3 separate regions of the Mus musculus genome follow, and regions 1 and 3 are each linked to region 2. A link is a loop called in an ENCODE intact Hi-C map of the cell type or tissue named here. Cell type or tissue: heart. All regions are shown on one strand. Region 1 holds the start of Gm16104 (predicted gene 16104). Region 2 holds the start of Gna11 (guanine nucleotide binding protein, alpha 11). Region 3 holds the start of Gm48552 (predicted gene, 48552).

Region 1 (8,000 bases), 140 kb after region 2:
GAGGCCCAAGGAAAACCACAAAGGGTCTCAGAAAAGGAATCATTCAGAATTACCAGCTGTGGCCCCCAACCACCACCAGCTCCCACTGACCCCAGGGTCAGCCAGCCCAACTGCATGTCTGCATTGACCTGGACTGAAGAGTCCCGCCTCCCCACGAGAGGGGATTGGGGCCGTGGTCAAGGGTGGAGCTCCGTCTATAATCCTCCAGTGAGGGGCTGGGGTACGGTTTAGCAAACTCCTAGTCATTCATCCAGGCCCCACTCGTGTCCTCTCAGATATGAGAGCAGGGTAGGTGGGGCTTCTCTGGCCCCACCCCTTTCCATCCTGTCACTCTTCGTGGTTTCCCTGTGAATCCAACCTTTTTCCAGGTTTCCTAGCCCTGTGTTTGTAGAAGGCCTGTTCCATGTCCACCCATAATGCAGCAGCGAGCACTGAGCACCCTCTGTGGAAGAGGGTAAATGGGTCCTTGCGATGGTGTCTTCTTCCAGCATGGGAAACCATGGCACGACGATGGGGAGGGTCACCCTGAGTCTGTAGCTGGTTCCGAGATGGCCCTGCTGGCCCGGAGCCACCCAGCACAGGGCCTGTCCTTCCCCATCTCCCAGCCCAGGCTGCTAACCTCTCATCTCACGTGCCTTGAGGACATGACAGGGAAGGGGAGGTGAGAGGACCCCTGAGATCCCCCTGCATGGCTTTGGCCTGGCTGTCCCTCTTGCAGCCACAGATGGGAGTCCTGGGACTGGCCAAGAAAGGGGGGTGGGGCGGGGAAGCCAAGACTCTGCTGAGTGTAAACACAGGTTATTTTCAGCTCTTCCCGCTGGCGGGTGACACATTTGACTTTGGAAAGGACCAGGGTCTGCCTGGTATTTTTAACCTCCACTCTCAAAGCCCAGGAGCCACCCGGGTGACAGGGACTTGGTGTCACTGCCAGGTCAAGGGTGGCCATGGCCACCTGGCCCCATCCCCCACCCTGACCACCTGGCCCCATGCCCCAGCTTGGCACCTTCTGCTTATGCCCAGAGGCTGCTGAGCAGGTCACCATCCCTGGACAGGGATCCCTTTCCTGCCACGCCACGCCCCCCCCCACTTGGGGAGGTATTGGCACTGTGTTCCTGCCTGTACCAGCTGGCCCTCCCCAGCCACAAAATGGCCGCCCAGGCCACGGCAGCATCTGGAACCCCGAGGAAATGGCTGCCCAGTTAGTGATGTCACTGGCCATGTGGCCTGTCCACCAGCCCTGCGCCTCCATGTGTCTCCCCAGCCATAGCACGGAGTAACCAGACCTGGACATCCCCTTGGGGCCCCTAGGCTCGGCCACCAGCCAGAGCACGGGCCACGGGGAGGTTGGGTGGGGTTGTCGGTGGCCAGGAGGACCCCTGGGAGGACTTGGCCAGCAAAATGAGTTGGCTCTGGCCCAGGCCTGCTGTAGCTGGAAAGCACCAGCCAGATGGGGAGTTCAGCCCCGCCTCTGCATACCCAGGGCTCCCCGCATGTCTGCTGTGTCCATCTGTTTGGCCCCACTTTTATTTATGCAACAGTGGATTGGCGGGAGTTTTAAGCACTGTCAAGTGCTCTTCCTGAAGGCACACAGCACAGCCAGGCTGATGTTAGCTTCTGTGGGTGGGTCAAGGGTGACCGTTTGTGTCACTATCTGCCTGTGCCGTCTTCAGGAAAGGCCACCTCCAGTCCAGCCGTCACGCTGTGTCTCCTGCAGATTTGCTGGGAAGAAATCCACGATTAGGAACCCCGTGGCATTTGGTTGTGGGTTCCTGGGACAAGGCGTCGGATGTGTGGGGAATGAACAGAGCACATTCTTATGCCAGACTCGCAGAGACAGAGGCACAGGGTGGGTCAGGGGATCAGGGTCCCTAGCAGGTTGGAACTCAACCAGATGTGCGTGGGAGGAGGAAGGGGATTTCCAAGCTTCCTGATCCTGCACCGTGGCATGCTGGGAAAAAGGGAGCACCTTACAAAGGTCCCTGGACAGGAAGGAGCTTGTGCTCCAGCAGCTGGCAGAAGCAGCTGGGCTGCAGGGAGGACGGACGCAGGCTGGACAAAGGATTCCCTCCCCAGTGATGAGCTCCAATGGCCTCCTTCCTACTCCCAGATGCGTAGTACTCCATGCATCATGTTACCCCTTCCTTCCTGCATCTTGAGTGCAGAGTTCCTATCTTTAGACCTTTAGTGACCCACGAAGGAATGGGGTGCATGGTAACATGGCCATCCCTAACATACCTGCCATGGCCAGGCCCATCAGTGTCACATGATGGCCCTGGAGGCCCTGAGAAATGACAGTCAAGTCACAGCTGTGGAAGATAAGCTGCTCTGGAGTCCCCATATGTCCCTCACTGCTGGCCACTCTCATATTCCCTCACAGACCCTGGTCTCCTGTGTCCTTCCCACTAGAGTCCCCAGCTACTGGGGAAGGACAGGGCAGTGGCCACAGTGCCCACATCCTGTTGGGGAGGCGAAACCGTGGGCTGCACATGAGCAGAGTGGACTGGGAAAGCGAGGGAGCCAACTCAGTCAGGAAGCCACACCTGCCAGCCAGGGCCACCTAGTCTTATTGGGGTGTGGTCAGGGGAGGAGTTGTGCATGGGAGGAGGGTCAGGGAGGAGGGTCAAGGAGGAGAGAGGGTCAGGGTGTATAGTGCTTTCCCAGCATGCATGCGACCATGGTTCACTTTCAAAATTTTAGGAGAGATTCTATGAATGAACCCCTGACCTCTGGGCCCCACTTACTATGGTGACCTTGGGATTTAGGGTGAGTTTTTAGTGGGCATTTCCCCTGTATCTGAGGCCGCATGCAGGAGCACAGGAGCTGGAACTGTCCCACAATCCTGCAGCCGGGCAGTCCTACTAATCCTTTGTGCCCCTGCTAGGGGAAACTGAGGCTCAGGGTCAGGCTGTATCCTTCCCTCCTCCTTGCTCCTCCACTCACTCACTGTCTAACACACACACACACCACAGCAGGTCACTGTCTGTCAGGGAGGGAATTATTTTTACATAAAATGGAGGGAAGAGTGCAGGAGGGGGAGCCAGAGTGACCCTTGACACTGAGCCTGGAGGCTCCTTAGGTCCCTCTACAGAAGCCCCACCACCACATGTACTACCCCAGCACTAAAGGTGGGGAGAGCAAGCAGGAGTTTGGAGCCAACCTGTACTACATGAGGCCCTTCCTCATGATAGAAGCATGGGATGGGGGTGGGGGGGAGTCAAGGAGGAAAGGGTCCCAGAGGCCTCCAGGATATCTCTATTGTCTTCAGCCTCCCCCCCTCCCCCCATAATATAGGCAGACAGCTGATGCCCAAAGGAGTCACTTACCAAAGGCCACACAGCACAGAAATGGCAGAACTAGGATCAGACGTCCCTGTAGTGTCACTAATTGTCCCCTCCTCTCTTGGCAGATGCGGAGCAGAGCAGCAGCCCCCGGACAGGTGTGGGCTCAGACCAGGAGGACAGCAAGCCCATAACGCTGGGTGAGTCAGCTAGAGCTGAGGCAGGAGGATTATGACTCAAAAGGGTAGCCTGAACTAAATAGTGGGAGTGTCGAAGCAGTGGGGGGAAAAGAGGCATGGCCAGGGTGGAGCCCTGCCTAGAATACCCCAGTTAGGGGGCGTGGTCAGGGTGGAGCCCCCCATTGCGGGGCGGGAGGGGTCCTGTTTCCTGGGGGTGGGGGGCTTTGCTCACATCTCTCTGGTGATTGGACAGCACTTTCCTTACATCATGGGCCTTTGCTGCCAACACAGGTTTTTTGAGGGAGGGGAGGGAAGATGAGAGAAGTGCATGAAGCCTTTTACTGGGCTCAGAAGGGAGAGACAAGGCCCTGAGCCCTGCAGTGCCAGGAGGCTAGTGACCCCGGCCATGACCCTGGGTCCTCCTGGGCCTCTTCCTGCCTCTTCCCTTTCAACCAGACTGGAAGAAGGTGGGGCCCCAAGGGAGGATCCCAGTGCTCAGGACTCCCTTGCCTCTGGACATGGGCCTGGTGGGCGCTGTACAAACAGGAAATCCCCCCCCTTCCGCCACCATTTGGGTCAGCAGGAAACGGGTGGGACACTTCCATTGGGCACAGCAGGGCCACCCCAGCCACAAGGGCGGTGCTCAGTGCATGTGGACGGTGCTGCCCCCTGGGGGCCGGTCCCACTGCTGCTCTGCCTTGTGTGCTCCCTGCTGCTGGCTCAGCCCTGGTGACTGCGATTACACGCCTGGACCTTGTACTGTCCGTGCCATGGCGTCTCACTTGCAGTAGTTGGGTCCAGCCCGCCCCAGCTCCCACCCACAATGAAGCCAACTATGTAGTTACAGACTCTTCGCTCATACCAAGTCTATATCCACAAGAACGACCATCCCCACAGACCTATCTCCCAAGTCCGTTATGCTTCATGGCTGTGTAGTTCTCCGTCGTAGCTACTTCCAGCCCTGTGGCACTCACACCACGTCCCCACCACAGCATAGAGCGCAGATCCCAACGGACTGGTGGGTAAAAAACACTTGCTGCCAGTGAGGGGGACGGATCATCCACGTGACCGCTGAGCGTGAGTGCAGATGTCATGTGACCATCAGGGCTCAGATAGGGTAAGGGGTTGCAGGCCCCTCGTGAGCCGTTACCCTTGCTGCAGGGACACTATGGAGAAAGGAGGTGGCCATCTCGGCTGACCTCTGACTCTGTGCTCTTTCCAGACACCACAGACTTCCAGGAGAGCTTTGTCACGTCAGGTGTGTTCAGTGTCACGGAGCTGATCCAAGTGTCTCGGAGTGAGTGTCCCCATCCTCAACCCCTCCATTTTCAGGGTTTGGGTTGGTCACATGGGGCTACGGGACTCCGCCCTGCCCCCTCATGGGATCCATCTCCTTCTCCAGCACCTGTGGTGACCGGAACCGGACCCAACTTCTCACTGGGAGAGCTGCAGGGTCACCTGGCATATGACCTGAACCCGGCCAGCGCCGGCATGAGAAGGACTCTACCCAGCACCTCCTCCAGTGGGTAGGTGCCAAGGTTACCCTGCTGGGTACATCTGGTCTCAGCTCCCCCACTGTCCCCTCCCCTTCTCACTTTAGCTGACTTACTGTTCTGTCTGCAACACCTGTTTTTACTTTACAAGTGGGCGGATAAACTATTTATCCATCAAAACTTAGTTAATTAGTGCCCTCTCCCCGAGCCCTGGTAGGCCACTGAGTCCAACAAATTTCTCCTGAGATTTGTGGGACAGAGAGCTGATCATGTGATGTGTTTCCCATATGACAGCCTGCAAAGACACTGGGGTGCCCTCTCGCTTCTGTCCCGGTGTCTCTAGCAAAGGGTAATTGACAGGATGCGGTCCTGTGATGACTCACCCTACAAATGGGAAGTTAGCCAACTCCTCCACCATCTCCGTGGTAACCACCGGACTGTTATCTCCGCCCCCTCCAGGAGCAAGCGGCACAAGTCGGGCTCGATGGAAGAGGACGTGGACACGAGCCCCGGCGGCGACTACTACACGTCGCCCAACTCACCCACGAGTAGCAGCCGCAACTGGACGGAAGACATAGAAGGAGGTAAGACCAGAGGCACAGTTAGGACCCACGCACCCGTGGCAGGAGCTAAGCTAACATTGCAGGGCCTCCAGGGAGTTGTAGTCCAGCCGTGTGTTACCTTACTGTAAACTAGATATTCCAGCCCGAACACTGCAGGTGCCATAAGTAAGAAGCAGGTCCGAGTCGCAGGGTCTCCTGGGAATTGTATACCTCGTCCGGTAGCCAAGTCCGGAAACTCGGCGTTCCCACAGCTTTTGGTTCCAGGTGCCCCCCTGGGCATCTCAGGACCTCATCTGCGCACCCCTGAGATTGCAGCCCACAGGAGTCATCGAGCCCAGCCTGGCAGCCTCTTGGTCACGCCAGCCTCTGAAGCCTCCGTTTCCACATTTGCAACACCCCAAGGCCATTCTTGAAGCACCGCGGGTGGGGAGGGGTGGAGTCGTAGGTGGGGAGGGGTCTAGTCGCCCACAAACCCCAGCTTGGTCCCTGCAGCGCTGTGAGACACCCTCCCCCCCACAGCCAGGGGAGCAGAGTCTCTGGTTCCAGTCAATGTCTAGGGCAGGGATGGGAGGGTCCAGAGCTCTCCACAGGCTAGGATGTAGCTGGGAGAAACTGAGGCCTGGCTGGTGGGGGTGGGGCACATGGGGGGTGTGGGGACCTCGCCTGGCACTGGCAGGCCCCGGCGCCAAAGGCTGGACATAGACAGGCTGCCCTAATCCACTTAGTAGCCCTAATGAGCCTGTAATGGGGACAGTCTAGACAGGAAGGGGTGTGAGCTGATGCTGCCCTGGGGGACCGTGGATAAGACGTCTGACTGGGGAGGTCAGGAGGACTGACAGGGACAGTGGGGCCCTGCGGCCACATTGGGTGCTGCTCCTAGAGACTCTGACCTCATCCCTTGTAGTCTGCTTCCCGTGTCACCCCCAAGGGAGGCAGGTGTCCACAGTTGTCTTTCCCCCCTCAACCTGTGATGTGTGTTTGCTGACATGAGGGTGGTGAGAGCAGACTGTAGTTGGTATCCCAGCACTTGAGCAGCTGGGGCAAGAGGATTGCAATGAGTTGGAGACTAGTCTGAGCCAGTGAGGTAGGGGACAAGCATCTGACTGTGGTCAGCCCCAGCATCAGTCCCCGAGGGAACAGAGAAAAGTCTCTGAAAATAGAAGGAACCTGCCGTGAAGACATGTCAGGGCCTTGCTCCTGTCTGTGGCTGTGTATTATCTACTGTGCCCTCTCCTGAGCCACTGGAGGACATTCTGAGTGTCTCCCCCCACCCATTCCCATGTACAGCCTTGGGCTTGGGGGGTATGTGTGGCATCACTTGCTGCCCTTCAGAGATGGAGACTTGGGTCCCCTCCCCACAGGCATCTCATCCCCGGTGAAGAAGACAGAGATGGACAAATCTCCATTCAACAGCCCGTCCCCCCAGGACTCCCCCCGGCTCTCCAGCTTCACACAACACCACAGGCCGGTCATCGCGGTACACAGTGGTGAGTGTCACCTGTGGGAGGCGCAACTGTCACCAGCACAGCCACGAAAGGGCTGCAGGTTTCTGAGCACGGCCTGCCCTTTGGTGATGCAACCTGTAGGGGGCGCCAAGTGTCACCTGTAGAGTGAAATAGAAGGATTGTTTAGCACCTGATTCCAAGCAGCTACTTCATTAATTTCAGATCTCTGCATGCCAGGTTAGCCATACTCTGTGATCCTGATAGAGCCCAGCAAGGGGAGAGACACGATCATGTGACCATCTACCGCAGGACTGGGAAGGGGTGGGCGGCCACTGTGGAGAGAGGACTTAGTGATGCCTGATGACACTGGGATATTACACAGCTGTGAACAGGAGCAAGGCTCTGACATCCCACAGTGTGGAGGGCCTGTAGGTTGTATTTCAAGTATGCTCTGTGACGGGAAGTGTGTGTGTAGGGACACTGGAGAGACAGGAAGTGGATTCATTGGAGGCCTGGGAGGGGTAGAGCAGATGTCACAGCATAATGTGAAGGTAGTGGAGACTATTGGACATTTAGTTGTAATCAGGCAACACCTCACTTTGTAGCTCAGGCTGGCCTTGAACTCATGGCAATCCTCCTGCCACAGGCTCCTGTGTACTGAGGAAAGCTCTGTAGACTACACCCAGGCTCTGTATTTTCTTATTTTTTAAAAAGATTTATTTATTTATTGTATGTAAGTACACTGTAGCTGTCTTCAGACACACAAGAAGAGGGCATCAGATCCCATTACAGATGGTTGTGAGCCACCATGTAGTTGCTGGGATTTGAACCCAGGTCCTTCGGAAGAGCAGTCAGTGCTCTTAACTGCTGAGCCATCTTGCCAGCCCCTGTATTTTCTTTTGTGTGTGTGTGTGTGTGTGTGTGTGTGTGTGTGTGTCCTTTTTCATGGTTTACTGCCTGGCTCTTTGTGGAAAGGGCCTGTGAGGCACAGAGCTGCACTCACCCACCAGCCATCTGCTCTGCTGGGGACCACTATGGCATC
Region 2 (8,000 bases):
GAGCCATAGCCAGACATGTGGCTCAAGGTGGTCATCTCAACACTTGAGAGGCAGAGGCAGGAGAATCACTGTGAGTTCCAGACCAGCCTGGGCTGTATAGTGAGATCTTGTCTTGAGATTTTTTTAAAAAGGAAAAAAAAAACCGTAAAAGTAAAGGAGAGAACTAAAGATGCTTTAATTCTGGCAGGACGGGGAAAGCCTGCCCTCTGGGACTCCTAGGTGATAGCTCCACATGTCAAAAGTGGCTGAGGTCGAGGACAGCTCTTCAGGGCTGGGCACAGGTTGGGGGGGTGTGGTCCTCTCCAGGCTGTCTGAAGGTCTTGGGTTTCCCCACCCAGTACATTCTTGAGAACTTTCCAAGGCCTCTGTGGTATCCGTACCTTTGTCCAGGCTCTGAAACGGGGAGTGGCCTTGTCCCCAGCCCAATATGGACCCATAAACCTTCCATCCCTGGGGTTCACAGGCCAAGGCTGAGAAAGAAGGGAACAGCTAGGCGGCTGCAGGGTGTGGCAGCCAGACTTTGTCTCTAGGGCCTAGGTCTCTAGGTGGGGGTGTACTCTCAGGCCTCTGCCTCTGCTCAGGCCTCAGTTTCCCTCTGGTGTTGGTGATAATCCCCAGTGCTCTTTATTTTGAAACTCAGGCTCACTAACACCACAGGGTAACTTCTAATTTCTCCTGCTCTGCTCAAACTTGTAATCCTCTTTTCTCAGGATCCCAGTTGCTGGGATGATAGGCTTGTACCATAGGGCTAAGCTTTTTGGGCTTTCTTTCTTTCTTTCCTTCTTTCCTTCCTTCCTTCCTTCCTTCCTTCCTTCCTTCCTTCCTTCCTTCCTTCCTTCCTCTTTCCTCTCTCTCTCTCTCTCTCTCTCTCTCTCTCTCTCTCTCTCTCTTTCTCTCTCTCTCTCTCTCTTCCACAGGCAGGGTCTCACTATGACTGCCCTGGAACGCACTAGCTTAGGCTATTCTTGAACTCAGAGACTTACCCGTCTCAGCTTCCCAAGCTGAGCTACCAGGTGTCATCACTGAGGGCCACACAGATGTCTGTGGCACTAGCTGACGTTGGAGACCACATGGAAGTCCATGTTCTGTACTCCCAACTGCAAAGGCTACTTGTGTAGCACTGGTGCACAGTTGAGGGGAAGGTACATGGAAGGCTTCTGGACAAACCCTGCTCCCATTCTACCCACAAAAGTAACACCCTAGACAGACAGCCATTCAACAGATCTCTAAAGAATTGTTAAGGATGCCAGGTAGTGGTGGCATATGCCTTTAATCCCAGCACTTGGGAGGCAGAGGCAGGTGGATTTCTGAGTTCGAGGCCAGCCTGGTCTACAAAGTGAGTCCCAGGACAGCCAGGGCTACACAGAGAAACCCTGTCTCGAAAAAACAACAAAACAAAAAAACAAAAAGAAAGAAAGAAAGAAAGAAAGAAAGAAAGAAAGAAAGAGAAAGAAAGAAAGAAAGAAAGAAAGAAAGAAAGGCTGGGCGTGGTGGCACACGCCTTTAATCCCAGCACTGGGGAGGCAGAGGCAGGTGAATTTCTGAGTTCGAGGCCAGCCTGGTCTACAAAGTGAGTTCCAGGACAGCCAGGACTACACAGAGAAACCCTGTCTTGAAAAACCAAAAAAAAAAGGATGTATCCCAAGTGAGTCCTGGCAGGATACAGGTCGGGAAGGACTCAGTTCCTCTAAGGGCTGGCCCCAGGGAATGTGACCATGCTCCAGTGCACATTATACAGGCAACACAAACTGGACTTGTGGGTTTTTAAATTTTTCTTTTTTTGGGGTGGGGCTCACAAGGTTGGGGGTAGACCTGGGAGGGTTGGGAAGTGAGTATGATCAGGGTTCATGATATGAACTCCCCAAATAATAAGAAAAATTATGTTGGAGAAGAAAAAAAGAGACCTGAGCCACCATGGGTGTCACCGTCATTGAGAACAAGAGTTATCCTGGGTCAGTTCGGAGCACAGGAATCACCAACCCCAAACTGGGTGAGGCAGGAGGAAGCTGCAGTCCGGGCCAGTCTGGTTTACAGAGCCTCAGTCTGTCCTTCCTCGGTGGTACCTGCACATGGCCTTGGGTGTGCTCACCCCCGTGGACGCACACTGGCCATTGGGTATCCTCCACCATGGCCCTCTGCCTCTTTGCCCTGCGCCAGTCTGCTAGGCCATGAGTACCTGGATTTATCTGTCTCCACCTCAGTGTGGGGATGAGGTGGGGTCACCGGTGTGTGCAGCCATCAGTGGGTGTTGTGTTTGAACTCAGGTCCTCATGCTTGCCTAGAAAGTCCTCTTAGGAGCGGAGTACTCCCCTCAGCTCCACCCTGCTGCCCCTTTTGACAGGGTTTCTCTGTGTGCCCCTGGCTGTCCTGAAACTCACTCTGTAGACCAGACCACCTTGAACCTCACGAGAGATCCAACTGCCTCTGCCTCCAAGGTGCTGGAATTAAAGGCGTGCGCCAAGGCCTGGCTGCTTGGAACCCTTTTTTGCCGACAATTTACCAGGTGATGATCCCTAACCCATGAATCCAAACAGAACAGCTCACAGGGGCTGGAGGGTAGTATGGCCCAGTGGTACCGTACTTGCTGTTCCTGCAGAGGACCCAGGTTTGGTTCCCAGTATCCACTGGGGGTTCACAGCCACCTGTAACTCCAGCTCCAGAGATGTGACACCCTCACAGGCAAGGAAAACATCAGTGCATGTAAAATAAGATTAAATTATTTTAAGAAAAGGAAACTATGTATGCACACAAAGATAAATGTGAACAGGCATCATGGCATATGCCTGTCATTCCAGCACTGGGATGGTCAAGGCTCAAGGGGTTGCGCCTATGAGCTGCAAGAGGAACTTTGACCACATTGGGCCACCCGGGAGCCCCTTGTCTGGGCCATGAACTCCTGGGGTGGGGACAGAGGCCCTGATAGGAGAGTTTCAGAGGAATAATCTCCCCACAACCCCAATCAGCTAGTAAATGAAGACTTTGACCCTCCCCTTGCCGTCTTATCTCAAGGCTGGGCAATCAGGCAGGGACTGGGACAGGAACGCATGCAGCACAGGCCTGACTTTCAAGTTCTTTGTAGTCTCTTATTATTGACACATGCCCTGATTGAGTGCTGACTGGGTACGCATGCCTCTTTCTGGAAGGTAGAAAACACTTCTCAGGTTTGTGAGTTAGTTTACACTTGGGGGACTCAGATTGACCCACCAACAGGGAACTTACCTGCCTGGTACATGCGGGGGGCGGGGGTGGGGTGGGTTCCACTCCAGCACATGCAAACCACATTCATGGGCGTTCACATGCACAACAACAGCGTAAATTGGTGCTTGGTATACAGCAGGCAGACTGTTAATAATGCTTATTCTTCACCTGCCAGTAAGCCTGGTTGACAGTATATATGTATGTATGTGTGTGTGTGTGTGCGTGTGTATATATATACACACATATACATATATACATATATGTGTATGTATATATACACACATATGTACATATACACACATATATGACATATGTATATATGTATATATATATATATACACACACATATATATATGAAATCAGGCAGCATATTAATAGGAGGTACTGTGCTGCATCAGCACATAGTACACAGTAGGAGCTATATACAATATGTGGTATACGGCAGGCACAGCATTCATATTTGGCATACGTTGTATATGTGAAAAACACTTGGTTTGTATACCCTATATTGAATGTGGCAGTTACATATGCGTGTTTCCTTAAGGCTTGGTATACAGTAGATGTGATATTAATGCCTGAGCTACCACAGGCTGCCGCATCAGTGTATACTCTACAGCAAGCATTGTGTTCATACTTGTGACCTGTGTGGTATTTAACGAGTGCTGCATGAATGTACTGTACACAGTAGGGCATGAATTTCTGCCTGGCACACGATAGGCCTGCTTAGGAATGGATGAGCGAGCCGGTCAGGGCGTTTTCTCACATCCGCAGGCGGTGACGGCCTCGCTCCAGAGAACTGCAGCCTCTCTCTTGGCGCTCTCAGCACAGCCTCGGGGAGCCGAGAGAAGCCGAGCGCAGCCGAGCGGCGCCTGCCCGAGCCGAGAGGAGCCGAGTGTAGCCGAGCGGCGCCTCCCCGAGCCGAGCCTCGCTTCGCCTCCCGAAAGGAACCGAGCTCGGGCTTCCGAGTCCTCCCCATTCCCACAATCCTCGGCGTCCGCGCCCAGCCGCGAACCGTTCAACCCCTTCCCACGTCGACGCAACCCCACGCGCGCTTGCGCTGCGCCCTCCAGACCCCGCCCCCGAGCGGCGAGGCCCCGCCCCCAGGCGATCCTAAAGTCCTGTCCCTGCGGCGCGCGCGCGCGCGCAGCCGTGCGGCCCCTCCCATTGGCCGCGCCGCCTGCCCGTCCCGGGGCCCGTGGCAGCGCTTCAGGTCCTCGGGCGCCGGCGCTCGGTGGCGACGGCTGCGGGTAGCGGCGGCGGCGGCGGCTGCGCTGCACGGCGCGGACGGTGGACGCGCCTCTGGGGCCGGGCCGTGGCCTTCGGGGAACCGGGAAGAGGTAGGGCCGGGCCGGCGGCAGCCGGAGGACCGCGACGATGACTCTGGAGTCCATGATGGCGTGTTGCCTGAGCGACGAGGTGAAGGAGTCGAAGCGCATCAACGCGGAGATCGAGAAACAGCTGCGGCGGGACAAGCGCGACGCCCGGCGCGAGCTCAAGCTGCTGCTACTTGGTGAGCTGCGTGCCCGTGCCGTGGGACCTCTGTCACGGGGACCGGGTGGGTGCACGGGGCATCCGGGCCTTGCCGGGGTCTCCGCGCGCGCAGGGTGCTGCAGCCGCCGCGGTCTCTGGTCCCCGGCGAGTAGCGCGCGGTGACAGTCGGGTGCGACCCCTTCAGACCGCTGCCCACGGCCTGTCGGGCCACCTCGGATGTCCTCGGGGCAACTAGTCAGCGCTGCCCTGCAGCGGTCAGCCCTTCCGGGATCGCTGCACCCTGAGCAGTGCAGGTGGCTTGGGCCTGTGGTGGCCAGCTTCTCCCGTGTGGTCCCCTGGGCTCAGCCTGTGCGACCCTTTGTGGCCAGCCTTTCTGTTATCCAGGCCTTAGATTCATTCGGGGTCAGCCTCCTGCCTCTGATATCTGTGGTGAGATTTTGCATCTGCTGGCCACATTGGGCCCCAGGACCCTGGGAGACTTGCTTTCTGTCGCTCCTGAGAATTCTTGCACGGAGGTGGCCCTTGGCCCTGCCGCACCAAGTAGGCTCTCTCCTTTCCATTGTCCCCACATAGCCTCCGGTGAGCCCTGTAAGCTGTCTTGCTCTCATGATGCCCCTTTGGATTACAGACTCCCCAAGACAGTTCCCAAAGGGTTGCACCCTCCTCTCTACCTCCAAGGACTATACACCCAAATGGTCCTGCTTTGCTTCTGGCTTGTTGCTTTCGTGGGTACTCCTCAGTCTCCCTCTCTTTTCCATAGATCCTCTGAATTCCTCCACATTGGAGTGGGTGGCTTTTCTTCTTTGGGCTTCTGTTGTGCCGGAACCCAGTAGGTTGACAGCAGTCAGCCTTGCAGCCTCCCTGGCCCTGTCCTGCCTCCTGGGGGTCCAGTCTTGTCCTCTCCACACCCCACCCACCCCAGGGAAGCTCAATGTGTGTCTGTCACTTCCTGGGGTTCTGACTCCTCAAGGCCCACCTGTTGCTGGGAGCCAGGGAGCCCAGGTCCTCTTGTTGTCACCCCAAATAAGAGCCCAAAATGAGGACAGGGTAGCCTGGGCCCTGTGGGGGTTTACAAAACAGACTGGGGAGCTCTGCCTGCCCCTCCCAGATCCCAGATGAGCTACATGCAGTTCAAGAATGGGGACCCAGGACAAAGGGTGGCCTTGGAGAACCTGAGGAAAGGACTGTGGGGAGCCTTTGACTAGGAGGGGTGGAGGGCAGTGATACTCCAATTGTCCCATGAGAGATGTCAGGTAGGAGTACACGCTGTCTTCTGTTGCTGTGGCCTGTGTGGTTCTCAGGGTCATGGAGCCTTGGTTACTTTTCTCCAGCATGGTGGGATTCCCTCAAAGCTCTATGCAGCTTTCCAGGAAGGATGGGATAAGAAGAGGACAGAGCAGCCCAGAGCAAACAGCAGTGGCCCCAGGGTAGTCATATGGGGGCCACAGTATGGCCCTAGCCCACCTCTGCAGGGGGTCAGCAGCTGCCAGGTAAAGATGACATTGGTTGGCTGAGCCCAATAGTGTGTCATCCCAGCTCTGTCCTGTCCCCAAAGCTGGCCTTGAAGTCCCCTCGGATTCAGGAGTGCTCCCTGGCCCTCTGTGCTATGGCCTGGCTAAGCTGACCAGCAGCTGAAGGACTCTGCATTGACCTGCACACAGCACCTTGCCTCTACCCAAGGCAATTTGGTTCTTAACTGCCACCTGTGCCCTCAGGGCACCTGTGTCTGCAGTCACACCCTTCCCACAGAAGGGTCCTGCGCCCGTTGTAGAGTCTGGGATTTGCTTTACAAGAGCAGAAGGGTAAAGGGAGGACGGGAGTGAGCATTGGGCACTGCTCAGGGTCTTGCTGTGAGGGCTTCCCGGAGGAGGTGACCATGACCTTGGTTCTCTAGCAGTCTCTTTGTCCCAGGTATTGGGGGTGGGGGTTCGGTGAGACCTGCTCCACCCTCCTGCAGGCTGCCTCATTGATTGGCTGTCCCTGATTTTACATCAGCTGTCTGGAGGGTGGAGACCCTGTGCCCTACCGCCTGAGGTGGAAGCAGGGCAGGGATTGCTCTTCTGGAGCCCTGCCCTCTGGAGCAGGCAGGGTCCCCCTGCCCCATTCCCCGAGTGGTCCTTTTGGAAAGAGCTCCTCTCTGTGTGCAGGACTCTGACCTCTTTCCCCAGGTTTGAAGCCGCCATCGTCATACCTGGTGTGCATCTGTGGCAAACAGTCTGGGAGTGGGTTTTATATCCTCCTCCTGTTCTTCCAGTCCCTGTGTGGCCTGGGGAGATTGTTCAGCCAGGCAGAGCATTGACTGCAGGCTTGTTCTTGGGGTGGGCGTCCTGGTCACTGCAGGGTAGTGAGCTGCATCCCTAGACATCACTCAGTGTACCTAGGCTGAGGCACCCCCCTGGAGTTGTGCATGGTGGTACCTGATATAAAGTAACTTGCAAAACTAATTGGTGGCCAGTGCAAGTTCTCAGAACTGAAGCCACACGGAACTGTGTGCACCTCCCCACTGGAGGGTGACACGCTCCAGGCTTGTCCTGGGACACTTAGGTGGCTCTGGTGGTGAGCAGTGATGGGCATGAGACTACCAGGAGCGACCCTGTGGCCAACAGGGCTTCCAGTTCCACACTTAATCAGGCTGTTCAGAGGTTCCTATGGCCTCAGACTCTGCAGACCCTAGGGACCTCTGCTTCCCTGTGTGGCTCCAGGCTGGGGCAGAGCAGTGCTGTCACTGGGGAGCCAGCCACCCAGAACTTTCGCTTAGAAATCCCTGTCCCGGAGGCCGGGCAGGGCTGGGCCCAGCTTTCTAAATAAAGCAGGAGGTTGGCTCCCAGCTTCCTGTCCCGAGCCGTGGGCTGGGCGGCCAAAGGCCGGGGATCCGGCGGGGGTGGCCCAAGGGTTGGGCCTGACTTCTGCCCTGGGAAGAAGGCCTCAGCTGGATCTCTACTTACTGCTTCTGTCTCCAGATCCTGGTGGCTTCAGGCCATCCCAGGAGGCCAAGGATGCGCTGCCCCTCCCCCGTGAGATCCTTGAACTGATTCCCAGAAAGACATATCTATCCCCAGCGCCACACAAACCAGGTGTTTAGGTGTTTAGAGTGCAGGCAGGAAGATCCAGAGTTCAAGATCATCTCAACTACATAGGGAGTTCAAGACTATCCTGGGCAGCATGAGACCCTGTCTCCAAAAGAGGGGACAGGTTGTATCTCTAAGGACTTGGGGGTTCCACGAGTGCAGTGCTGTCCCCACTCTGTGGCGAGGCCTATCTGAGGTGGCTGTAGCCGTGGTGACCTGCATGGGCTTGCTTCTTCCTCTCCA
Region 3 (8,000 bases), 160 kb after region 2:
TCAGTATCCCCAACTGAGGTCATGAACGCCAAGAATCAGAAGGGATCAACAGGGCAGCAAAGCAAGATGACCTCCAGGCTGACCCTGGGAGGGAGCACAGAAGGGCGGGGAGGTCAAGGAGGCCCTGCGTGGGACAGGGGCAGGTCCTCACCTGCCTTTGGCGCACCAGACACGATTGGCCAGCATGAGGATGAAGACTATAAACAGGAAGCCCACTACTGCAGCCAGGCCTACTAGCCAAGGCTTCAGGCGGCGCTCTGAGGCTGCAAAGGACAAGACAAGTCAGACACAAAAAACGAAGGGTCTGCAGGGGGAAGGGGAGCCTGCAGGGGAAGTGGGTTCTGCGAGAGGGAAAAAGAAGGGTCTGTTGGGAGCAGAGGGGTCTGCGGGAGAGAGGGGAAGACGTTAACGGAAAGAGGCGGGTCTTGGAGGGCGGGGCTTAGAAAAGGCGTAAAGAGGTGGGAATCAGGAAGAACGTCCAAGACTAGGAGCTGCCAGGGGCTTAGGGGGCAGAGGTTGTAAAGGAGGTCCGCGCCTCCCGGAGAAGCTGGGCTTCTAAGGGGTGAGGCTTTTAGATAAAGTAGTTGAGGAGGCGGGGGAAGTGGGGGCGGCGAGGGGGGGGGATAGCTCAGAGAGGCCTTGAAGGAGCTGAGAGGACCAGCTGGAAAAGGGCAGTGGCCTTAGCTTACAGCGTTGAGAGGGGAGAAGGATGTTAGATCAGAGACAGGGCAGAAGGAGTCATTGGAGAGCACTCGTCCCCACCAGTGCCCTCTTCACTTCCTCTTCCTGCCTTGCCTTAGTTTCTCCTAATGGGAAATGAGATGCTGAAGAGCCCCTGCCCCAGTTCCTAACACCCACCCAGCGCGGGCTCCACACCCTAGTCCTACCCTGCTGGGCCTCAGCGGGTGTCAGGAACAGTGTAGCCAGCAGCAGCAGCCTGCCCAAGGTGTCCATGGCCAGCACACTGGATATGGGCCGACGTTCAGCTGCAGGTGTGAGCTGCACAGGGCTCGGGTGGGGTTAAGACAGTGATTGGGCGGGGCGGGGTGGGGAACCTGCCGTCTGTGGCCCAGCCTCCCATGCCTGCTTGGCATCAGACCCCTGCATCTTTGGAGGGCAGAGTCTGCGGCTAGTTTAATATTAACCTAGACTGTCCCTTCCCCCGCACCTTGCACCCCTCCCTGGAGACCAGCAGCCCCAGGGACAGGTCCTTAGAGTCCTCTGTAAGAAGTCAGGCTGCACAGATGGGACGTCCACGCTGTCACGTGCACACAACCAAGTGTGGCAGTCAGGCTTGGTGGCTGGGACAAGCCTGGCAACTTTGTGTCTAGTAGGTCAGCCCAGTGGGGTTGGCAGCTCTGTGAGCACCAGGCTGCAAAGGAGGCAGGGAGCACCACGTTCCTAGAAGGGGGACCCTCAAAGCAATGGCAGAGACACCTGCCTGCAGAGCATCCAGACATCTCAACATACAAAGACAGGGCACAGGCTTCTGCCCTCAACCTTGGGCCTCAAGCTGATTAGATATCAAGCCTCACCTGGGCAAAGGAGGACCCCACCCAGAAGTGTCACGGGTGCAGCCACAGCCTGCGCACGTGCAGGAGACAGCAAGGAAACGGGGCACTGATGTCCTCATGTGCCCGTCATTCCCACACAACAGAGGCCTGAGACAGGAGGATGGTTAGGTCTAGGCCTTATCTGACCTCCAGAGCAAGACACTGTCTCAGAAATAAAACTGTGTGCTGGGCTGTAGCTCAGAGGCAGAGCAGTCTCCCAGCTTGCATGAGGCCCTGGGTTCCATCCCCAGCACCCCAGAAACGAGGTGGGATGATACATGCCTGTCATCTCAGCATTCAGAGGTGGAGGCAGGAGAATGAAGAATTCCAGGTCATCCTCATCTACATACCAAGCTTGAGGCAGGTCTCACACAGTTTGGAAAAAGGGTTTGGCTTTTTTTTCCTGATTTTGGTTTTTTGAGACACGGTAACCCTGGCTGTCCTGGAACCTAACTTTGTAGACTCTCGAACTCAGAGAGATTCTCCTGCCTCTGCCTCCTGAGTGTTGGGATTAAAGATGTCACCAGGAACCCAACCAGGCATGCCTATCTATATTAAGCTCCTACTGTATACTCATGGAGTCCTGAGCTGAGAGATCTGAGCCCAGGTGGGATGTCAGGAGCCCAGACTGACATGCCCACCAGCTGAGGTGGGGGAAGCCCTGTGGAGAGGACCTACCACACATGGTTCCTTATGCTCCCTAGTCCAGGCTGGCCTGGAATGTGCCATCCTCCTGCCTCAGCCTCTTGAATGCTGAGGATGACAGCTTGGTTACTCCGTGCTGTGTGTGACAATAAGCTGAGGGACCTTCACCCAGACATTTCTCAGTGGCCTGCCTCAGTTTCCAGTCTGTGCTACTGGGCTCATCGACAGCACCCAGGAGGGTTTTGTGAGAACGTGTGGGACAGGGCTGAGACAAAAAGGTCATGGCACTTGGATAGTCAGATAGGCTTTTAATTTATATGTGAATTTGGCCTCACTCTTTTCTCCTCTCAGCAAACACTGTGTAAGGAATTATCCATAGGAAAAAATGTTGCAGGTGATGGCTCTGAGTTCCAGGACAGCCAGGGCTGTTACGCAGAGAAACCCTGTCTTGAAAAACCAAAAGAGAAAGAAAGAGGGAAAGAAAGGAAGGAAGGAAGAAAGGAAGCTGTCAGGGCCTCGGGCTGGCACAGCCTTGGAGGAGACCCTGGGCTCTCCTCAGTATCACAGAAGCCCAGATCTGTCATCCCAGCGTTCAGGAGATGGTGACTGGAGGATCAGGAGTTCAAGGTTGTCCTCTGCTATGTATCAAGTTCAAGGCTTGCCTAGGCTACATGGAGAACCTGTCTCCAAGTCAATAAAGTGTAAGTGGAGTCTGCAATCAGAGCACTCCAGCCCAGGAGGGGAGTTTTGAGTTTCAGCCTGGCCAAACCCTATGTTGTCACATACACAGGTGGTCCAACTGAGGCAGAGGGAACTGCCAGGCCCACCAGTGTCACACATGCCACTCCTCCAGGTCAGTCCAGCCTCCAAAAGTTGGTTTGCACCGGCGGGTCCTTGAAGGCAATGGAGGTGCGGCGAGGAGCACGGGCAGGGTCATCCTCCCCACGCCAGGCCAGGGCCAGCTGAAGATCTAGTTCTTCCAGGTCCTCTGCAGCCAAGCTGGCCCGCAGCTCCCGGGAACCTTCCTCCTCCTGGTCAGGCTTAGGGCCAAAGGCCCAGTCTGCAGGGACAAGTGGCTGGTGAGGTCGTGACTGGCCGCGGAAACCCTGACCAAGCCCACTGCTCCCCCTGACCTTGGCCACGCCCATGCCATAGTTTGATCTGGCCACGACCACCCTTGGGCCGACCCTGGCCTAGACCGGAGCTCCATCCCATGCCACCTGTGACCCCAGCCCAGGATGGATTAGGCAGGAAAGTGGCTCACCAGCCAGGTCATGAGCTAGATCTTTGATGAGGTGGCCAACAATGGCATAGGCCACGGCCACCACCAGGATAGCGGCCATCAGCAGATACAGGGCATAGCGAGGCAGGCGGATGGCATCCAGCGCGGGTGGCCGGTATTCCTCATACATCGGAGGGGCTGGGCTCCAGTCCTCGGCCTCTTTTTCATCCACTGACCCTGCCATGGCTGAGACACCTTCAGCAGGAGCCTGAGGGAGGTGACCCACACACGGGAGTATTAGGGAATGAGCTAAAAGGATTAGAACGGCTCCTCCAGGCCATCTGTCCGGATCAGTGTTCCCCTCACCAGAAGTGACGTGCACATCCACATTGACCCCAGGACCTTCAAAGGCAGAGTTCTCTGAGCAGGGTAGGCAGAGGGCTCCCCTGTGCAAAGCTCTTGGGCAGTCGGGAGCCTGGTACTCTCGGTGAGCATGTGGGGGGTGGGGGGGGTGGGGCTCATGCCACTGTGGCCGACTGAGCAATGAGGGGTCAGAATGGGGACTGTGCAGGGTGGACAGGGCAGGGTGGAACCCACGGGTAGCTACAGGCAGAAAAATACTCTGCTCACGGGCGTCCTCTGGCGGCCACTGTGGGGGAGGACAGTGTGTAGACGGTGGGAGTAAGTGGGTACAATGGCTTCTTGCTGGGAGGTTCTAGAAGGGGGAAACCTAGCACTCTGTGAGAGACAGGGTTCAAATTCCAGTTCTGAGAGTTCCATGCTGTGACTATCCCAGCTCTGGTAGGGTAGATTTCCTTATAGCAAGGGGCTGGTCATCACAGGACCACTAAGTCCATGTACAAAGCCACTGGCTTCAAGTGTGCAGTCATCCGGTAAAAGCCCAGCATTCAGGGGCAGCAGAGCACTGCAGCTGGGATGGGCACCAGATAGTGGTCTTTGCAGTCTGTAACATGTTTCATGCTCAAAGAGTATCAGGCAGAGGAGGAACAAAGACAGAGGACTGGAGTTGGAAAGAGAACTAGGCAGCCGGCCAGGCTAAGAAAGAGCAAAGCCAGGGGTCAAGGAGGGGTCACGTGAGGGTGGTGCTTGGAGAAGGAAGATGGCCAGGTCAGATGGCATCAGGGAAGGGAAGGAAGGCCTCTGTAACTTGGTTTTCAGGAGGGCTCCCATGGGCAGTTCCTGGGACACAGTGGCCAGGCATGGTGGCCTAAGTTTAAGCTATGATGGGGAGAAATGGGAGGTAAGGAATTTGAATCTAGAGTGAAAACTCAAGTGAAGAGACTTGGCAACCTCTCTGTGCTGAATACAAAGTGACCAGCCAGGAAGAGTGGCACCCAGGAGACTGAGGCAAGATTGCCATGAATTTGGCTGCCTTCAACTAACATTGCACCCTCTGATTTAAAACAAAACCAAAAACCAACCCTGGACATGATTCCCACCTCCTATCACAGGCATCGAGGGAGACCAAGACTCACCCTCTGCTATACTTCAGGTTGGAGTTCAAGGCCAGACTGGGCTACATGAAACCCAGCCTGGAGAGGAACAAAGACCAAGAGTTAGTTCATTGGTCAGAGCACTGGATGCTCTTGCACAGGACCTGGGCTCACATGTCTAAAGAACACACATAGGACTGGGGGCTAACTCAGGCTAAGGTTCTCATCATGCAACTGTGAGGACCTGAATTCATATCCCCGAGATCTATGGAAAAGCCAGGCATGGTGGCCACAACTGTAACTCCAGCATTGAGGGGACTGAAACAGGAGGATGACCCCTAGTAATGCTACTGCCCAGCTGACTCAGCAAGCTCCAGGCTCAGCGAGAGTTGATGCTTCAAATAAGTAAACAAAACCTGGGAGTTGCCCACGCCAGCCTCTGGCCTCTCGGCTCAGCAAACATGGCAGCAAGGACACAAATCACACTTACTTTGGAACAATCCAGAGCCCACACCCCCTTCCTGGGGAAGAGCACACAAGGCAGGGGAGGGCAGGGGTCACCTGCCAGGTGACATGTGCATGGGTATGACACCTGAGTTCCAGGTCTTGGAAGCTGGAACAGATGGCTGTGGGCTGCTACGTTCTGTGTCAACATTTACAGAGGTGAATGGCGTCCAGGGAAGTGGGTGCCCCAGCCAGCATGGAATTATGGGAGCCTGATGGGAACCCACAGTATGGACTTGTAGCTGTACCACTAAACACCTTCTTCTGTGACCCCCCAAAGGCCACATGACTGTCCCCACACAGCAGGAGCCAGCACTTGTGAAAAATAACTTATTTTATTCATGCAGCACGCTGGGGCTGGCTTGTACTCCCTGCTTGACCCAGATGGGAGGTGTACCCCACACACCCTTGCCCCCACAACTTTCCCAACCCTGCAAGCGTCTGCACTGCCACCTCTGCTGGTGGAGGGCATGGGAGACACAGAACCACAGAGCAGACAGCACCCAGCAAGGAGGTGAGGCGAGTGGGACACAGGGCCCCTCAGCTGCTCTGCTCCCTAAATCTGGATGTGAGGCACAGCACACATGGCCGGGGCCAGGGCAGCAGCAGAGGAGGCAGCCCCAGGGCAGGCAGCCAGGCGCTAGGTTAGGGTGGTGGCCGCAGGCGCTCCAGCCCGTCTGCATACTGGAAATCCTGGCTGCTCTCATACTCATACATGTCCAGGGCCACCTCGCAGCTCTCCCGCACCACCTGCTCAGGGTCCTCAATGTGCTCTCGCAATGCAGCCAGGCAGGCAGGTCTGGCGATGGCACCCAGGGCCTCTGCGCACTCGTGCCGCACCATGGGACTCTCAGTGGTCCGCGCCAATGTGGCTGCCAGCCCGGGCACGGCTGCCTCGTGCTGCAGCTGACCCAGCACATAGCCCACCTCGTGGCGGAAGAGCGCACTGCCACACTGCAGGCCTGCAAGGTAAGGGCCGAGGAAACAGGGTAAGGAGAGCTGGGCAGGAAACAGTGGGCACATAGGGTCCCAAGGAAGGGACACACCAAGACCACTATGGTTAGGCAGCCAGGTAAAGTCCCCAGGGTTTGTGTGGGGCACCTGGATGGGGAGAAGGTGGCCCTGGGACAGCTGCCCCTCAGGCTGCACAAGAGATCACCCAGGTCCAGGGATATGCTCCAGCCTCACCTTCAGCCAGGGCCAAGGCAGCCTCCTTGCCACCCACGTTGCGCAGGGCAAACATGGCACGGTATCGCTCAAAGAGTGGCCGTGCCTCATCCAGCAGGGCCTCCCGCAGCCTCCCCACATCCTGCTCTGCTGCAGGGGGTGCTGGGTCCACTGAGAGGTAGGGTCCTGCACATGTGGCCTCCCCCGGGTGCTGCTGTAGCCACTCTAGACGACCAACGGCGAGCTGGCACGTTTCAGCCACCTATAAGTAGCAGAAAGAGGCAGCTATGGGTCCTGATAACAGGGACATGGGGCGCATGTCTTGCCCAATCACCACTCTCCTAGACTTATGGCTGAGCCAAGCAGAGTAGCTTCAGGTTGGACATAGACCAAAGAGCCGGCACTGGGGACTGGTGGAGACCTGGGGGAACACAGAGCAATCTGTGCAAAGGCCCTGGGGTTGGTCATCACAGGAAAAGCAAGGGGTATGAGAAGCAGGAAGGCAGGCAGAGGACAGACTCATGCCTGAGACCCACATGCTAGGACAAAGCCAGAGATCAGAGGTGAGCCCAGCAGCCACAGGTGCAATAATAGATGGACCTGCACAGTGCACCCTTACACACTGGAGTATTACTCAGCCATGAATAGGAGCAAGGCTCTGACAACACAGCATGGACCAACCTTTGGAACATGGTGCTCAGTGAGCCACAGACATCGAAGACTACACAATGCAGACTCCGTGACAGGAATGTACAGAACAGGGGGATCCAGGGGTAGAAAGTAGATTTGTGGGTACAGTATGAGCAAGGGGAAGGACCATATAGGTCATAGGTTTCGACAGTGAACAGACAAGGGTAGAATTCTCAAAGCTGGGGACCCAGAGCTGTGGGAGACCCTACAGGTGCCCCTCCCCCCATCTCGAGAGTTTCCTTTTCCAGGAGGTTGCCCTAGTAACCAGATGTGGCCTATAGAGCTTGTCCTGGCAGAGATGGGCCAGTCAGAGTCTCCTCACCTCAACCACTGGGTCCGTAGAATACTGCTTCAGGAGGCCTAGAACTTCCGGGTTACCAATCGCCCCCAGGGCTTCCCCTGAGGAGACAAATCAGTAGAGAGGAGCTTGCTTGATGCCCAACACCTGACTGGTCTCCCAGGTCACAGCTGGGCCAACAGCCTCTGAGCTGGTCAATCCGAATCCTTAACTCAAGAAGTTGGCCCGCCGGGTCTAAAGCCACCCACCCCAGCCAGTGCCCCTGGGTGGAGTGACAAGTCATCACTAGACTTTGGGCAGAGGGACAGCATTCCAAGTCCCTGAAGAACAGGTTGGCATAGGTCCCAACTCAGAAGCAAAATCTCTGCTGGGGAGACCACCCCCGTGCGCTGTCCATAGCCCTGTGCGGCACCCATCTGTGCCCCAGGGACAGAGCTGAACACAGCACTGGGCTGCCCTTCCTCACC

Evidence for each region. Hi-C counts contacts between places; a loop is a spot of excess contacts. Peaks named below come from ENCODE experiments on the same cell type or tissue, not always from the same donor. Only the 100,000 strongest peaks of a DNase experiment are listed, where the experiment ranks them.
Region 1: it touches region 2 in a loop (3.0-fold over the local background); 8 of 42 quality-filtered maps call a loop at or near these places.
Region 3: it touches region 2 in a loop (2.7-fold over the local background); 12 of 42 quality-filtered maps call a loop at or near these places.

The regions. Positions count from the first base shown.
Region 1 is chr10:81,405,089-81,413,088 of GRCm38, reverse strand. It overlaps Nfic (nuclear factor I/C), which reads left to right. Exons shown (of 10, transcript NM_008688.3): 3 at 3,407-3,478; 4 at 4,680-4,754; 5 at 4,860-4,983; 6 at 5,410-5,534; 7 at 6,875-7,000. It overlaps Gm16104 (predicted gene 16104), which reads right to left and starts at 3,514. Exons shown (of 2, transcript NR_152732.1): 1 at 3,324-3,514; 2 at 1,510-1,719. In heart, CTCF peaks have their summits at 4,125 (motif pointing left), 5,291 and 7,087 (motif pointing right); DNase peaks (open chromatin) are centred at 1,328, 1,848, 4,008, 5,358 and 9 weaker places; H3K4me3 peaks cover 5,550 bases; H3K27ac peaks cover 7,113 bases; H3K27me3 peaks cover 1,016 bases.
Region 2 is chr10:81,541,500-81,549,499 of GRCm38, reverse strand. It overlaps Gna11 (guanine nucleotide binding protein, alpha 11), which reads left to right and starts at 4,338. Exons shown (of 7, transcript NM_010301.4): 1 at 4,338-4,708. The coding sequence starts at 4,573. In heart, no CTCF peak of the experiment used is centred here; DNase peaks (open chromatin) are centred at 4,269, 5,629, 6,586, 7,539 and 1 weaker place; H3K4me3 peaks cover 3,465 bases; H3K27ac peaks cover 3,932 bases.
Region 3 is chr10:81,386,047-81,394,046 of GRCm38, reverse strand. It overlaps Dohh (deoxyhypusine hydroxylase/monooxygenase), which reads right to left. Exons shown (of 5, transcript NM_133964.3): 2 at 8,000; 3 at 7,558-7,634; 4 at 6,567-6,807; 5 at 5,695-6,340. The coding sequence ends at 6,024. It overlaps Gm48552 (predicted gene, 48552), which reads right to left and starts at 3,730. Exons shown (of 2, transcript NM_001384181.1): 1 at 3,463-3,730; 2 at 2,492-3,258. The coding sequence starts at 3,664. The coding sequence ends at 3,053. It overlaps Smim24 (small integral membrane protein 24), which reads right to left and starts at 983. Exons shown (of 4, transcript NM_001099917.1): 1 at 888-983; 2 at 152-263. The coding sequence starts at 954. Gm48551 (predicted gene, 48551) reads right to left here. Exons shown (of 6, transcript NR_168929.1): 2 at 8,000; 3 at 7,558-7,634; 4 at 6,567-6,807; 5 at 3,463-3,688; 6 at 2,492-3,258. It also overlaps Mir6913. In heart, a CTCF peak has its summit at 4,062 (motif pointing left); DNase peaks (open chromatin) are centred at 436, 3,406, 4,056, 4,506 and 5 weaker places; H3K4me3 peaks cover 1,302 bases; H3K27ac peaks cover 2,092 bases.